2 separate regions of the Homo sapiens genome follow, and region 1 is linked to region 2. Evidence: read pairs that join two places in POLR2A ChIA-PET (ENCODE). Cell type or tissue: MCF 10A. All regions are shown on one strand. Links, peaks and the distances in the headings refer to the core of each region. The heading gives the core; the rest is flanking DNA.

Region 1 (4,396 bases), core at 85-4,084, 170 kb after region 2:
CAAGCTTATTTAATGTTTTGCATCTTTTTTTGTTTCTCCAGAGAGCTCTTCAACTGTGTGATCCAAATGAATTTGAGAACACCTATTTACTGCTCCGCCCTGTGTCCTGCTGGCCAGAAGTGCCCATCAATTTCAAAGGCCTCTGTGTGACTGGATTGAGGAAGCCAAGAGCAGGGAGAAGAATAGATCCAGGTCTTCCCATTACTCCAAAATGGAGCCTAGCCCTCTGGCAGCACAGTCGGCCAGCTGGGACCACGGTGGCCATTACTGGAAGTGTGATCATCTGCCCTCTCTCCTCAGTGCCCTTGGAATATGTGCTCTTCTGTCTGGCTTCAATTTCTCTTACTTCTTTGTGTGTGAAGAGTCTTCCTTTCAATCAGCAAACTCTTCCTGCACACTATAAAGCCCACTTTGGTCTTCAGAATCTTTCAGTGCCTGAGCTTGTCAGTATGAGGTTTCTCTTTCTTTATTTCCAAATGTCCTGCTTTCTTTGTGTGCAACTTCTTAAGAATTTGGCAAAGTAAACAACAAAGCAGCAATATTTCATAGGGTTTAAACTTCCCTTTGGTCCTGGATAGAAAGGATTTTTTTTTTTTTTTTGAGACGGAGTTTTGCTCTTGTAGCACTGGCTAGAGTGCAATGGCGCAATCTTGGCTCACTGCAACCTCTGCCTCCTGGGTTCAAGGGATTCTCCTGCCTCAGCCTTCCGAGTAGCTGGGATTACAGGCACCCACCACCACGCTGGCTATTTTTTTTGTATTTCTCAGGAGAGACAGCATTTCACCATGTTGGTCAGGCTGGTCTCGAACTCCTGACCTCAGGTGATCCACCCACCTTGGCTTCCCAAAGTGCTGGGATTATAGGCCTGCCACCTGGATCTATTCTTCTCCCTGCTCCTGGCTTTTTCAATCCAGTCACAAAGAGGCCTTTGAAATTGATGCCTGCCACCACACCTGGCAGAAAGGATGTTTTTGTTTCTTCTTTTTCCTGTTCCTTTCTCTGCAATCATCTCTCTGAGTCTCAGACATGTGGCACTGGTTGGCTGGCAGCACCTTCTGTGTGTCTGAGCCCTTACATAGCTTCCAGAGGAAGGGGTGCTCCGTTGGGGTCCTGCCTGCTTTTGGAGCATTAGAATCTCCTTTTTTGCAAGCCTCTGTCTCCCATCATTTAACACCCAGCTGTGTCTCTCTGCCCACTGACCAGAATCTTTTCGCAGTAGGTGGGTTTTAAAAAGCACTCACCAGAACTCCCAAATGCTAGGGTCTCATGGCCCCTCAAAAACTCATTACCTTCTCTTTGGGATCCTCAGACCTGGCAGGAACCTCACATAGGAAGAAAGGCAGCCAGGGAGCAGGCAGTGAGGACAGGTTGTAATCAGGCAGTTCTGGCTGGGCATAAAGTCTGCTCCTGCTGAAGGCAAGCTGCTCAACACTGCACTGGACATCCTCCATGTGTGGAATCTAGGCAAAGCAGCTCTGTCCTCTATTAACAAATAACTGAGCCTGGGCAATCTGTTACTTCAACTGTCCTTTCAAGCCAGGCTTTGCAGTAACAGGAATTTGAGGTCCAGCATGCAGAGACAGACCTAAGTGTGAGCCTCTGCTACTTATGAGCTGTGTGACCTGGGGCAAATTACTTAACCTCTCTATACCCTATTCCCTTCACTTGTGCAATAAGAATAAATAATACCACACACTTCGGAGGCATGGCGTAAGACTCAAATGACTAATATAGGGATAGTTCAGGGGCAGATACACGGTTGGAAAGCACACTAGAAATATCAGTAGAATCTGAATTTTCCCCTACCTGCCTCCTTGTTTTCACTACAAATAACATTTCCTTTCCTGCTTTTAAGTCAAGAGGGGAACACACTGATTCTTTAGCAGACAGTTTAGCACACACTTCAAGCCAGAGAGTGTACCAGCAATGTGGATTCAGAAATAAATATGATGGGAGCCCTGCTCTCACAGGATGGGGTTGGGGGTGGGGGATAAAGTCCCAAGGGAGTTGGACAGTCTCCAGATGGGTAGTCACTGCTGGGCAGAAACACATGAGGGAAGTGTCAGGAGCCCGAAAGAAGCTCTGAACAGGTTGGAACACGTTTTCTGGAGGATGGGACATTGAAACTGAATCACCTACAATGTTGAAGGCAGATGGTAACCTAAGAAAGGTAAAGCCTTGTTAATCAAATCAATTCTTTTCACTTTAACTGTATTGGAAAGATACTTTAAAAAATCTTCATAACAACTGAAGCTCGATGATGCCTTGATTCTGCATTAACATCCTTGCCCATTTCTTGATACATTTTCAATTTACCTTCATGGTAATTTACACTCAAGGAAGCTGTCCAAGATATGCGGGGGATTCAATAAAATAGGTCATGGAGTTAAATGCTGTGGTGAAACACAGGGCTTAATTTTATGGATAAAATTTAAACTGCTTAGCTGCCTTTTTTGCATTATTCATGTTAAGACTAATGATTACTCACTAAATGGGAAGGAATCACTGTAGAAATCAGGAAGCCATTTTCTTAATTCTTTAAGCACATCTGATGGAGCTGTGGACTCTGCCCTTGAGGTTAACAGCATTGTATTAGGGAAGAGACCTGCTTGGCCCACCAGTCAACCTCCCTTGCCTGGGCTGCTCCTGAAACTGCTACAGGAACAGGAAACTTGAAACAAGATTTTTTCCTAAAATTGACATTGGGTAGAATGAACAGGATAGAAGACAATATATTAATGTCAGTTCCTTCTGGTATTTTTCAAAGTGAAGTCTGCATTGATGTCATTGACAAAAATGCAAATTCCAGATTGTAACCAAATCTGCTTACTGGCAGTGAGGTTTAGGCACTTTAATTATTCACAAGCATCCCAGGCAATTCTTATGTGCTAGTGGAGAACCACAGATTGGCATTGGCTATAGAGAGACCACTTCCTTTCAGTCATCCAAGGTTATTTTATTAACTTAGCACTGGGCTCCAACGTAAACAAGGGCTACTTTTCTATAATGATCAAATTACTAATTTTATAAGTATAGAATAAAAGGATATGGGTTTCTTAGATTGTAAATGTTTGATGTAGTTAATGCAATTTCATTTTTGAGGTTTGTTTCTAATAATACTCTTAATTTACATGTCTAATGGATTCCTTGTACACAATTCTGATCATGTAAATTTAAGATGATCTTTTCCACTTTGCAATACAAGACATTTAAAATAACCTAAAGTTGCCCATTCTCACTAAGCACCTGAAAATTAGTCCCTGTGGGGAAACTTTTTTCAAGTTTTATTTTTCTTTTTATTTCAAGTGTTGTTTATATTGTTTCTCTAACTGTTCTACCTAATGATTGATAGGCACCTACCTTCCCCAAAGAAAAAGGGTTAAGTGATCAAATATGTTTGGGAAACACGAGGGCAAACAAAGTGAAACAGACTTTTACTGCAGATTGCGGATCCTTTGAGAGCCCTTAATGTGCACAGTAATTCTCCAAGAAGGGGACAGAAGTCCCTGGGCTTCCCATGCTTGTTTAGTTTTTATGGATCCCTCTGCTGGATGAGTGTTCACAGGACCACACTTTGTGAAATACTCAGTCAGCTCTATCAGCAAATTATATCACGGGAATTGGTTACTTTCATTTGGATGCTTTGCCCATGTTACCCAGACTTAGGAAAATATTTTACAATTTGGGGTGTATATGAGATATTTGGGGGCATTTTCTCCAATATCAACTTCCTGCTTCTGAAATTCAGGTTAAAACACTGACCTAAATTACGGAAATCACAATCTCCTTCACCATCACCAACAGTGCCACCATCATCAAATCATGATCAGCATCGACCAACACGATGATTCCCACTACCACTATCACATTAATAGCACCACTACCATCCTACCGTGCCCAGCGAGACAACTGCCATCACGGTCACTATGACCAACACCATATTACCACCGCTGCCACTAATATGCCTCATTGCTATGCCAATAATCACTAACAGCATTACCACCACACTCCAACTAACCAATGCTGCTGCCATCATTACTGCCATGATCTGTACTACCACCACTGCCACTAGTGCAAACATCACCACTACTGCTGTTAAAGCAGCCACCACCACTGCACCCACTGTCGCCACTGTCCTTTCCACATCCAGATGAAGAAAGAAGAAGAGATAGAAAGCATAGTTTCATTATTCTAGGTCATATTCAAAGGTTGGTCACTAGATATAATTGCACATATGTTCCCCTAGTTACTATGGCATCCCAATAGCCATCAAGTGGAACCAGACATGGTATCATAGCAGAATCCTGAGGTCTAAGGTCTAGTTTAAATAAGACTTCTGATCCAAGGTAGGGGTCCCTCAATTACCTCTATGACAGGAGGCAAAGATGTCACACAC
Region 2 (4,396 bases), core at 102-4,101:
ATGGTGAAACTCTGTCTGTACTAAAAACACAAAAATTAGCCAGGTGTGCTGGCACACACCTGTAGTCCCAGCTACTTGGGAGGCTGAGGCAGGAGAATTACTTCAACCTGGGAGGTGGAGGTTGCAGTGAGCTGAGATCACGCCACTGCACTCCAGCCTGGGAGACAGAGAGAGACTCCATCTCAAAAAAAAAAAACTAAATAAAACAACAAAAAAACAATAACAACAAAAAATCCACAATGAAACATCACCACATATTCATTAGATGACTAAAATTTAAAAGACAAGACCAAGTGTTGACAAAGATATGGAGCAGCTGGAACTTTCATACACTGTTGGCAGGAATGCAAAATAGTAAGGCCACTTTGGTAAACAGTTTGGCAGTTTCTTATAAAGTTAAGCATATACTTAATGTAATTTTTAGCAATTCCACTTCTAAGTATTTACTCAAGAGAAGTGAAAATATATGTCCACAGAGACTTGGATGGGAATGTTTATAGCTTTATTCATAATAACCAAAAACTTTGAGGCAACCCAAATGCCCATCAGCTGGTGAATGGATAAACAAACTATACTGTGTCTATACAATGCAATGCTACTCAGTTAAAAAAAAAAAAGGAGTGAACAAAATCATGGAGGACTATCAAAAACATTATAGTAAGTGAAAGAAGGCAGACACAAAAGTCTACATATTACCTACTTCTACCTATACAACATTCTGACTATTTTAAATAAGGGGGTTCTGAGAAAAACAATCTAGTGGTGATGTAGAGGTGGCCTGACTTGCAGAGATTTCCAAGGTGGGGTACCTGGTAGGAGGTTGGTTTGGTTATCCTGGCTTGACCTTATGGGGTGTGGGGTTGGGAGTTGATTAGAGAAGGAGGTGTGAACCTAAGAGAATTGTACAGAGACCTGGCTTTTCATTCTGGCTCTGTTGGGTATAAACTATGTAGTATTGGGCAAATTACTTAACCTCTATGGGCTTCAATTTTCTCATTAGTAAAATAGGGTTAAAAATCTGGTCCTAAGGAGAGTGAGAGGTAAGCTGAGCTTGTAGTACCTCAGCTCCCAGAACTGAAGTAGAACTCTATGAAGATTAATTTCCTTCCCAGTTGGTTTCTTCCCCTTAACCCTCATTGACATGTGTGTCGCTCCTCCCCTCTGCCTCACTTCTTTAGGAAATGTAGGCACAAACCTAAGCTGGGTCAGATGTGTCCCCTAGCCAGCTTCTTCCCAGCACCAGCCCTCAGTGGGGTCTTTCTTTGGCATAGCTTAGCCGTAACCATTTCATGTGATCTTGGGCAAGTTAACTTCCTTTCCTGGGAGTCTTCTTTAAAGTGAAGAGCTTGGGTCAGATAATTGCTATGGGTACCAATTTCAGCTCATTCATTCAAGGACTCCCACCCAGAAATGACAAATCAGCAGAGTTTAACAAGCAGTTGCATATGGAAATTTGTGGGAGGAGTAAGATCCTCTAAGACCTTGGGCCTGAGTCTGTGGTCCATTCCTCAGTGGAAAGAGGGCCTTAGGGAAGAGTGTATTGGGAGGAGAAAGATGATGAAGTCAAGGTGGTTCCTGTTCCCCCTACCTCCCTGCACAACCCTCTACCCAGCAAAGTTTTGTCAGGTGGGTGGGGGCACTGTCCTTTCTTGAAGGAAAATCATTTCTCAGGGTCCAGTCCCCAAATGTTTTTAGCCAGAGGTGCCAATCTCTGCTCTCCCTTGGCACATCAGGTTTATCAATAGCTTCCAACGAATAGTGACCTGTTGCTATATCCCAGCTTCTTCAAGGAATAATGTCTTATGATTTCTGTCAGGCTTAAATGCCAGAGCAATGAAAACAACAACAACAGGAAGTAACTCCTCAGCTGCCTTCTTGGAGGAGTTGCACAATTGGGGTTGTTTTGCTGAGTGAGGAATCCAGCATGCTTGCCTTCCTTGTCTGTATTCCTTGTGATGATTAAGACATTTCACATGAGAATAAACTGCCCATTCAGGGAGTGGTTCAGATCCTGGGACTCACCAGACACTGAAAGGGTCTGCTTCCCTGGATTTCCTCCTGTCCTCCCTCTGGCCTCCAGGAGGCAATGCCTTGTCTCTGCAGCGGAAAATGAGGTGCCAGCCCTGACTTGTATGGCAGCGAGAGGCAAAGCACAATCAGGAGGCATGGGGCGTGGCTGGCAGCACAGGTCTCCACAGGCCAGCAGCACCCACTGCGTGGGGGAGGAAATGGCAGAGCACCGCTGTCAGCCCTATGGCTTTCTCCTCCAAGGCAGATTCTTCCAGCAGAAGGCTGAGCTGCCCCAGGGGAAAGAGCCAGCGAAGAGCCACTCACCTCCCAGGCTGAGGGTGATTGATTTCAGCCAGAGATGCCCTTTTTCTTCAAGCTGCAGTACACAGTAATTTCCCAGTTGTCCTGCTGCATCAACCTGAGTTCTAGCTAGACCAGTATTTTGTCTCTGATGGGCAAATATTTTGTAAAAGACCATGTAGTCACACAGGCCTGGGACTGGATCATGGTTCTTTCCCTTAGATGAGTAACTTAGCTCTTGTGCCTCGGTTTCCCCATCTATAGGAGATTGGTAAACCCACCTCAAGGAGTCAGTGTGACAAGTCACTAAAGGAATGCAAAACATTCAGTGCAGTGGTCTGTATGTGGTATATACTCCGTAATGATGATCAATTTTACAGTTGTTTTTAAGACCCTGCACGCAGACAAGGATCACATATCCCAGGCTGTTTTGGCAATACAAAGGTTTATTTTAGTATCGCAGAAGTTCTCAAAGTGTAGTATGCTGACCAGCAGTATCTGGAAACTGGTTAGAAATGGAAATTCTCAGGCTTCACCTTGGATCTCCTAAATCAGAAACTCTGTAGGTGAGGCTCAGCAATCTGTTTCAATAAGCCTCCTAGGTAAGGCTGATGCACACTCGAGTTAGAAAACAAACTGTGCTTTTTCTGTTGTTGCAAATTCGAGCTAAGAAAATTTAAAATGGTATCACATGATATGTTAATCAGTCTCACTTCATGTACTAAATTTGAAATAATGCCAATCATTATGGTTTGTATCATTTTAAAGCTGAAGGGCTGAATGAATTTTGAACAGTATTTATACTTTACCTACTTAGTAGTGTCTTTTTAGTTGATATCACTTAGAATGCTTTTGGTCACAGATAACAGAAGATTCTGACTCAAATTGGCTTAAGAAATAGGGAAACATATTAGTTAACATGATAAGAATTCCACAGGTGGGGGCATCTGGAAAACATTATCGGGGGACTTGGCTGCTCTGTGATTCTCTCTGTTCTATGTGCATCTCCGTATTGGTTTATCCTGAGGATGGGGACCTTATGGCTGTAGCAGTTCTAGATGTCACACCCAGACTTGACAGTGTTTTGAGAAAGAAGCCTATTTGTGTAACTCTTTAGGACCCAGGAAGGCTTTCCTATGAGATTCTGGAAGACTTCCACTCAAGTCTCATTGGTTATTCCTAAATTACATGCCCACTTCTAAACCAGTGACTAGCAAGAAGAGAAGAACATAATTGGTTTATGTCAATCTCTTGTGGCTGCTATGGGTTGAATTGTTTTCCTCCACAAAATTCATATTTCAATTCCTAACCCCCAGTACCTCAGAATGTGAGCTTCGTCAGAAATAGACTCATTGCAGTTGTTATTAGTTAAGATGAGGTCATAATGAGGTAGCGTGGACCCCTAATCTACTGTGACTGGTGTCATTATACAGAGGGCAAATTCAGAGACTCATTCAGGGAGAACAGGGAATATGAAGGCAGAGTTTGGGGTGATACAGCAGAAGCCAAGGAATGACAAATCCTGGAAAGCAGCATGGAACAGGTTTTCCCTCACAGCGCTTAGAAGGAACCAATCCTGCCAACAACTTGATCTTGGACTTCTATCTTCTAGAACTGTGAGACCATACAGTTCTATTGTTTAAGCCACCCACTTTGTGGTACTTTGTTATGACAACCCTAGCAAATTAATACTAGAGGGAGGACTAGATGTTGGGGAATCCATCACCATGACCACTGTGCCTACCATTAGGTAGTGAATGTTAAATTAATATCTCTACTACAGTGTATGTCTAAAATGTGAGAAAAGCAGCAGCATGAAATAAAAGGTGCCCAGGCTTTGGAATCCAGAGATCTGGGTTTAAGCTATGCCCCTGACTAGCTATGTGACTTTGAACCCTTTAACTGTGAAGTCCACCACTGAGATATGAGATGGGATATCCATGATCAATTATTAGCATAAAAGATTTCAAAGACATTTCCCTCCCTCAGTCCACCAATGAGAATACCCACCAATTTTCCACCTGCTTCAATTCTATCCCTACCTCAATTCCTCTCTACCCCACCCCACACCAGGCAAGTTTGAAGT

The links. Peaks named below come from ENCODE experiments on the same cell type or tissue, not always from the same donor. Only the 100,000 strongest peaks of a DNase experiment are listed, where the experiment ranks them.
Region 1: POLR2A ChIA-PET joins it to region 2 with 6 read pairs; 2 of 35 experiments call an interaction of 5 or more read pairs at or near these places.

Annotation. Positions count from the first base shown.
Region 1 is chr3:139,599,723-139,604,118 of GRCh38, forward strand. All of the region lies in intron 4 of NMNAT3 (nicotinamide nucleotide adenylyltransferase 3), which reads right to left. Among named protein-coding and RNA genes, the nearest start is that of RBP1, 62 kb to the left of the region's middle. In MCF 10A, for the core only: no CTCF peak of the experiment used is centred there; DNase peaks (open chromatin) are centred at 1,689 and 2,049.
Region 2 is chr3:139,432,959-139,437,354 of GRCh38, forward strand. The region is part of intron 3 of COPB2-DT (COPB2 divergent transcript); the gene reads left to right. Among named protein-coding and RNA genes, the nearest start is that of RBP2, 41 kb to the right of the region's middle. In MCF 10A, for the core only: no CTCF peak of the experiment used is centred there; a DNase peak (open chromatin) is centred at 1,973.